Linked DNA regions of Homo sapiens: regions 1 and 2 are each linked to region 3. A link is a loop called in an ENCODE intact Hi-C map of the cell type or tissue named here. Cell type or tissue: mammary epithelial cell. All regions are shown on one strand.

The links. Peaks named below come from ENCODE experiments on the same cell type or tissue, not always from the same donor. Only the 100,000 strongest peaks of a DNase experiment are listed, where the experiment ranks them.
Region 1: it touches region 3 in a loop (10-fold over the local background); 17 of 110 quality-filtered maps call a loop at or near these places.
Region 2: it touches region 3 in a loop (18-fold over the local background); 10 of 110 quality-filtered maps call a loop at or near these places.

Annotation. Positions count from the first base shown.
Region 1 is chr6:107,866,183-107,868,682 of GRCh38, forward strand. It overlaps SEC63 (SEC63 protein translocation regulator), which reads right to left. Exons shown (of 21, transcript NM_007214.5): 21 at 1,574-2,500. Among named protein-coding and RNA genes, the nearest start is that of SCML4, 43 kb to the left of the region's middle. In mammary epithelial cell, a CTCF peak has its summit at 982 (motif pointing left); no DNase peak of the experiment used is centred here.
Region 2 is chr6:108,525,813-108,528,312 of GRCh38, forward strand. It overlaps AFG1L (AFG1 like ATPase), which reads left to right. Exons shown (of 13, transcript NM_145315.5): 13 at 1-189. Among named protein-coding and RNA genes, the nearest start is that of FOXO3, 34 kb to the right of the region's middle. In mammary epithelial cell, a CTCF peak has its summit at 1,062 (motif pointing left); no DNase peak of the experiment used is centred here.
Region 3 is chr6:107,674,214-107,676,713 of GRCh38, forward strand. It overlaps LOC124901367 (a long non-coding RNA gene), which reads left to right and starts at 658. Exons shown (of 2, transcript XR_007059694.1): 1 at 658-2,148. RefSeq lists enhancers at 513-1,094, 1,095-1,675, 1,209-1,408. In mammary epithelial cell, a CTCF peak has its summit at 1,291 (motif pointing right); a DNase peak (open chromatin) is centred at 1,278; H3K4me3 peaks cover 244 bases.

The DNA of each region.
Region 1 (2,500 bases), 190 kb after region 3:
AGTGTCTCCCTCCCAGAAAGAGGGTGAGTTTGTTTGCTGTCCAGGATAAGATCAAGACAGGGTTGCTTGCAGGCTTGACAGGGTTAGGTCTCCCAAGCTTGGAGTTCCTCAGCTGTGATATGAACAGCATCTGCCTGGCCACTCCACATCGCCTCCGTGGGAACTTGGAAGACAACAGGAACAGATGGGGAACATGAAGCTCATGCCACCTGCTGTGCCTGTGTCTTTGGAGTCTTCTGTGTTTTGTCGGCATCCATGACACTGGCAGGTTAACTTGTTAGCTTGCATGTAAAAACTCTGGACTCTTAATAGTTGACACCTATCAGGCAAACAGGTTAGATTTTGTAGAGTTAAGGAATTACCATGTCCTATTTGATTGTCCACCTCTCTCAAGCAAACAAATGCAATTTGGAATTCCAGCACAATGAATACATATGGATTGTCTTTTGGAGTTGGTTGCAAAGGGACTTAATGTTTCTAGACAGTAAATTTAATGGGTTAAAGGACACACAGCCAGGTGCGGTGGTTCATGCCTATAGTGCCAATACTTTGGGTGGCCAAGGGTTGAAGTTAGGAGTTCGAGGCCAGCCTGGGCAACATAGCAAGACCCCTGTCTCTAAATAAATAAATACAATGAGCCAGGTTAGTGCCCGTGGTCCCAGCTACTTCGGAGGGGGCTGACATAGGAGAATCACTTGATCCCAGGAGTTGAGGCTGCAGTGAGCTATGATTGCACCACTGTACTCCAGCCTGAGCGATAGAGCACGACCCTGCCTCTAAAAAAATAATAAATAAATAACAAAGGACACATGTAAAGAAGAAAAAGGTTAGGGGGAAACATAAAAGATCAAAAGAGAGGGAGGAAATCCCAGAAGGTGCAGATACAAATAAATTACAAAGCATTTCTTTAATCGTGGCTTTTAGTCTGAAACGAAACACACCATTCTTTGTTAAAGAAAATTACAGCCCTATCGCCCTCTACTGGAACGAGGCTGGAAAATACAGAGAAATAGCTTGAAGTTAACTCTTAATGGAATCTGTTCACACTGAAGTCCATTGCTGCTATTATCCAGATGTTAAAGTGTAAACCTCAGGTGTTTCGGGTAAGGTATGAGGGCTACAGCTCCCTTTGTGTACCCAGGCTGATAGGTTAACGCTAAACAACCTCGTGCTGAACAGAGTGGCCAGTCCTTCCCACACTCACCTTCCATTTGCAGCAGTCACTGATTGCCAGGACCAGCAACAGGCTGTGATTTGCTCAAAGTCCCAGCAAGTCGTCCCCAGCACTGCTGCTCCATACCTGCACCACCTGCACTCCACAGACAACCGTTGTGCAGAACCCTCCCCTTGCCTATCAATCCCACCTCCAGACCTACTCAGCTCTATCTCATAAAAGTCTCACTTTGCTCTTGGCAGCTACAGTAGGGCTGCACACAGTGAATGCCAACCCACCAACTCCAGAGTATATCACTCTGTGATCTCAGGTGGTGAGTGTCAAATGTCACCCTATCAATACCACAAAGCAGTGGTGCCCAAATGTTTTGATCATGGACCCAAATCAGAAAAAAAAAAATTAATGCACCAATAAATGTTTATTTATAAATAATAGAAGTGTACAATTGTACAATATATTATGTACATTATAAAACACACAAAAATAGAAATTTAAAAGGATGAGATTAAATACAAATAATCATCTTAATACTTCCTCAATGGATTGATCATCTCCACGCCCCTGGGATGTATACACCCCCACCTGAAACAATAGCCCTAAAGTATGTCAATGATTGTTATTTGGGTTTTCAGCTCAGGTTACAGAAATATGTACAAGATCGCATCTTTTTAAGTTTTGCAAAATAGCCCTAGCATCAAGTTTAAATGGATGAGAATGCTTGGTGCTAACTTCTTGAGACATATTTGGACTAATCACTACACAGCTGGCAAAATGTTATGGTTCACCAACAGTTATTTCACTTTAAGGCAGTCTAAATAGAGGATTTCATGGAGTTAAATCAGACCGTTTGTGGGAAAATTGTTTCTTAAAAAAAAAAAAACATTTTAAAGGAAAGGATGATGATTTGTTGTTTTTGTTTTTTTTCCAAAAAAACCCAACAGGCTGGGCGCAGTGGCTCATGCCTGTAATGCCAGCACTTTGGGAGGCTGAGGAGGGCTGATCACTTGAGGCCAGGAGTTCGAGACCAGGCTGGACAACGTGGCAAAATCCCATCTCTACTAAAAATTAAAAAATTAGCTGGGTGTGGTGGCATGCACCTGCAGTCCCAGCTACTCAGGAGGCTGAGGCAGAAGAATCGCTTGAAGCTGGGAGGCGGAGGTTGCAGTGAGCTGAGATCGTGCCACTGCACTCCTCCAGCCTGGAGGACAGAGCGAGACTCCGTCTTAAGAAGAAAAAGAGAAAGAGAGAAAAAAAGGCCAGCAAAATAAACAGCTAGCCCCTAAAGAAATAATTCTTCTGCCTACAGTAGATAGACTAAAAAAAAAA
Region 2 (2,500 bases), 850 kb after region 3:
TCCTGAAAACAGTATTGCTGGTCCAAGTAACTTGAACCTACACTTGACGGCTGCTTTATCTGAGATTAAAAACATGCAGAAGGATTGGGCGCCTGGGTCCCTGACATTTGGGTTCTTGATCAGTTACGGGAATCTGTCTTGCAGCAAGTCTGTAAGTTACCTTTATTAGATTTACTAATCTCAAAAGAAGTCACTTGCTGGTAGGAAAGGATTTTCTTTGGAAATGAGTTTATAACTTCTTTTACAGTCAGAATTAAGATGAATGTTCCCTATTGGCATATAGCAGTTCATTTTTCTGGAACAGAAAATTACAAATGTTAAAATCTGCCCTCTTGTCGAGTGTCTACTGACTCAGTCCAGCAGCTCACTAGGACCCTCACATCTGTTGCCCTAGCTGGTCATTCGGTCCAGTCAAACATGCCTGTCCACTGACCTTTCGTCTGTGCTGCATGGAGCCATCAGTCTGTCTTACCTGCTTGCCTAGGGGGCTTTCTGGATGTCGTCCCGAGAATTTTCCTGTCTCAGGGCTGTACTTTCTGGGTTCCCGGTGGTTGATTGCTGGTCTCTAATGATGCAGTGGAAAGGGCTTGAGATCTGGCATTGGAAAATTCAGTTCTGCTAATTATTGTTTTGTGACCTCGACCAAGATAGTGCTCTGAGCCTCAGTTGTGTCATCTTATAAATGGGAATCATAATGCCCATTTCATAGAGTTACTATGAGGATTGTTGGTGAAAAGCGCTTTGCAAATGGCAAAGGATTAAACGAACATCAGTTGTTATTGATACTAATGATTATGATCATAAATCCTACTTTCTGCTTTGTGTTATAGCCTTTTGAGGAATGCAAAACAGAAGACACATTCCAACCCACTGGTTTCTAACAGAAGGGAAAAGATACGCATTAAATGGCTAGACACCAAGAGCACACGGGTCTGGCTTAATGAGATGCTGGAGAAGATTGTTAAATTCAAATCCATGTTTTCAGGATTAATACAGAAAATGAATTGTTGCTTGTTTGGTGAACATCAAAGATTTCCCAGAAAGAGGGCACCATCTTGTGGTCAGTAGGATGAACTGACAGGAGAAAAAAAAAAGGCCAGTGGTTCTCAAGGCTACACATTCCTAGGCCTAGGTCCACATCCAGGGTCAGGTATGGTGGGTCAGATGTGGGGCCCCAGCATCAGCACTTGTTAATGTTCCTTGTAAGATTCTAAGGTGCAGCAGGGTTGATCACCGCCAATCAGGCAGGCCGTGGAGCTCTTGCCTGTGACTACACAGCCGGTACGCACAGAGAGCCCTGCCTGCAGCTGGGTCCTGACTCTGGGCGCCTGATGCAGAGACCACGGCACTTTCCAGGGAGCAGAGGCTGTTGCTATGATTCCTGGAGCCCAGGTCATCAGCACACTGGCACACACAAAGTCACCTCCCAGAGCCCACCCCTCTCCTCCCTGGGGACCAAGGCTCCTCTGCCTTTCTTCTCCACCCACACTAACAACGTCAAAATAGTTAACCACGCAGCACTTCCTAGTTTAGAAAGCACTTTAGGAGGCCAAGGCGGAAGGATCGTTTGCTCCTACCATATCCGTCGTCCACAGCAAATTCTGCAAGGGAGATGCAATTATCCTACTACCCATGAGGAAACTGGGGCACTCGGAGGGTAAGTGGTTTCACAAGCATATCGAGTAAGCATATGTCTTCTGGATCCCGACCCTGTGCTCTGCAGCCCTTCTGGTAGTAGTAATAATAGTAGCCCCCATTTTAAAGTCATCGTGGGTCTTGAGGCTAGAACAGGAAAGATGTGGGTGTAGGGGTATGCACAAGGGTGTTGTTTTGCACAACCCCATATGTGATGGCAAAGAACTGGAATCAGTGGTTGGCAAACTTTGAAATATTTAATCTTCACAATAATTGAGAGAGTGTCCTACTTTGTCACCCAGGCACAATCATGGCTCGCTGCAGCCTTGACCTCCCAGGCTCAAGTGATCCTTCCACCTCAGCCTCCTAAGTAGCTGGGACTACAGATATGCACCACCATGCTGAGCTAATTTTTAAAATTTTTTTTAAAACACAGATGGGCTCTGGCTATGTTGGCAGGGCTGGTCTCGAACTCCTGGGCTCAAGTGATCCTCCCACCTTGGCCTCCCAAAGTGCTGGAATTATAAGCATGAGCACCACGTTTGGCCCCACTTTCCACTTTCAAAATGCTTGCAGACCCCAAAGAGCTTTTATGTGGGTGGGATATATAATCACCAGTATTAGAAATCAAACAGAAATTGTTAGATATTTAATTCATTTAAAAATAACAATAAGCACATGAAATATTACCTAAATAGCATTATGAAAAGTAACAGCATTTCCAAAACAAAAAACAAGTTAGTGAGAAAAGTGGCATTGTTTTAAATTTTTGCCAATGTCTGGTTTAGTAAAATACAGACAGATTCTGTTGGAATATCACACATCATGTAGCTCCTGAAAAAATCAACTGTGTGCATGTGGGAGA
Region 3 (2,500 bases):
GTGATCTTATAATCTGCATCTTTTAATAAGACTGTGTGATTCTGAGGCATTCATGTTCACAAACCACACTTCGAGAAATACAAATTTGTTCAAACATTTTATAGGTGGGGAAACAGAGGGCTGGAGATTAATTAACAGAGGGCTGCTTTCAGACTCTTGACTACTCAATGTAATGGGAGATCCTGGTGCTTTCAGATAGAACTATCTTAAATTTTTATTAATCTAATTAAGCTCATCACAGTCACAGTGATGATCATTGTTTGGAATATTAACAATGCCTTGAACGAAAATCATTGAATACCACATTTTAAAATAATAACAAGGCTTAACATGGTGGCTCACACCTGTAATCCTAGCACTTTGGGAGGCTGAGGTGGGCAGATCCCTTGAGGTCAAGAGTTTAAGACCAAGCTGGACAACATGGTGAAACCCCATCTCTACAAAAAATACAAAAATTAGCTGGGCACGGTGTCTCACATCTGTAATCCTAGCTGTCGGGAGGCTAAGGTGGGAGGATCACTTGAGCCTGGGAGGCGGAGGTTGCAGTGAGCCGAGATTGTGCCACTGCACTCCAGCCTGGATGATAGAGCTGGGTCTTGTCTCAAAAATTTTTTTTAATTAAAAAAAAAAATAGTAACAAGACTCTCTACTATTTAGTTAGATCCCTTTTCTCAAAGCGTAGGCATGCAGACACGGGGCACCCTCTCCCTCTGCTGCCATTAGTGTCTCCTTAGAATTTGAATTGTTTTTCCACTGACAACAGAACAAGTCCCTAGGGTGATTTATGCCTCCAAGGTGTCATTTGCCTCAATGGCTGTCCCCAGAGGCTGTTTGCCACAAGCTCTATTTCCAGCAGGGTGTCCTCTGACCCCTCTGACACCCACACTTTATGGTGGCAGATATAGGGCCCCAAAGTAGAACAATGTTCAGGCATCTGGCTCATGCCCGCTTTTATGAGCAAAACCTTATTTCACCTGCCAGTCTTTTGGTGAGCATTGTGTGTGCTGGTTCCTGCCTTGGGCAGCAGGTGCCACCTAGAGGGCCCTGTGACTGCCACCGTGGCTTGGCAGGGGCTGGGCAGCCTGGGTCCTGAGGAAACTCAGCGGACATCCACTGAGGGTCACACAGGCCCCTAAGCAGCCCTGACACTAAGCCACCCTGAAGCCCTGGGCGTCCGAGGAGGGGGCTGTCGGGGAACCCGGGAAGAACAATAGGAGGTGGGCCTGGTTCCTAGCACTCAGCCACCTTGCTTGACGTAATTCTGAGAGGAAATGGGCAAGAACTCTGTTTGTCGGCCACAAGGTGTCAGCAGCGGGCTGGCCAGGGGATGGCTCTGCGAGCAGGCCCAGGAGGAGCCGCAGCACGCTGAGAGGGTGTTGCTGGTTGCTCTTTGAAGTTCCTAGTTTGCAGAGACTGCTTTTCTTATTAGTGGGGGCCTGATGATTACGATACCAAAAGACCCCTCTCTGCCTTGCCTGCGGACCAGCCACATGCCTCTCTCTGCTTTCAGTTGGGTAAAATTGCCGCCGCCGGACACCTCAACCAAGCCTGAACTGCAGCTTGAAGAGCTGGATGCAGGTGGAGATTTGGGGATAACACCACACAAAGCAATGATGTAGGAGGTGTATGAAGACGGAGTAGTTCAGGACACTCCTTTTTAAAAAATTGGATATGAGTTCTGGCTTGCCTGCGCGCTAGGTGTGAATTTGAAGTCTGGGTTTGCATCCCCATCTGTAAAATAGCATGTTTCCCATCTTTCAAACGACGATATCCACAGGCTTCTTATGTGGGTCAAATGAGATCAGGTAATTTGCAAACTATGAGGTACTATACACACGTGGGTGCGATTGTTGGGGCTTATCTTTTGGCCCAAGCTGTGTCCTAGAGCTTCCTTCTGACTAGAGGAACAGACACTGAAGCACAAACGGATGGCTGACTCTTCCGAGCGGGTCATGTGCAGTCTCCGTGTGAGCTGCCAGCCATCAAGTTCCGATCCAGCCTGATAGAGTCATCTTCCAACTAGATTCTTCCTGGATGCCTTTGCATGGCTCGTGTCCAACTGGAAAGCTGGCAGTGGATGCTCGCTCTTCCCTCTTCACTGAGCCCGCTTTTCCATACTGGAAGAAGATGAAACACACATTTCAGAATGTAAGTTTTTCCTGCCGGACACTATCCCCCCTGGAGTGATGGAGAAAAATATTAGATGAAGTCAGGGGATAACTGAGTAACATACTGATTTATAAACTCATGGAATCAAATGAAAGTGTTTTTTCCACTGGTGGGGTTATTTATTATGTCCTGGCTGGACAGATCCCAGAGAGGAAGAGGCTTTGGTCCCTGAGCAATAGAAGTAGCAGGAACCAATTTTCTCCATTGCTCTGCTTTAAAAAAAAAAAAAAATAGAACTCACCTGGCTTTGAAATTCATCCCACTCATCACCTTTGGAGTGAGTGGGGACTAAGGCACAGGCCCCATCATGCTGGGATGTTGGCAAAGAAGA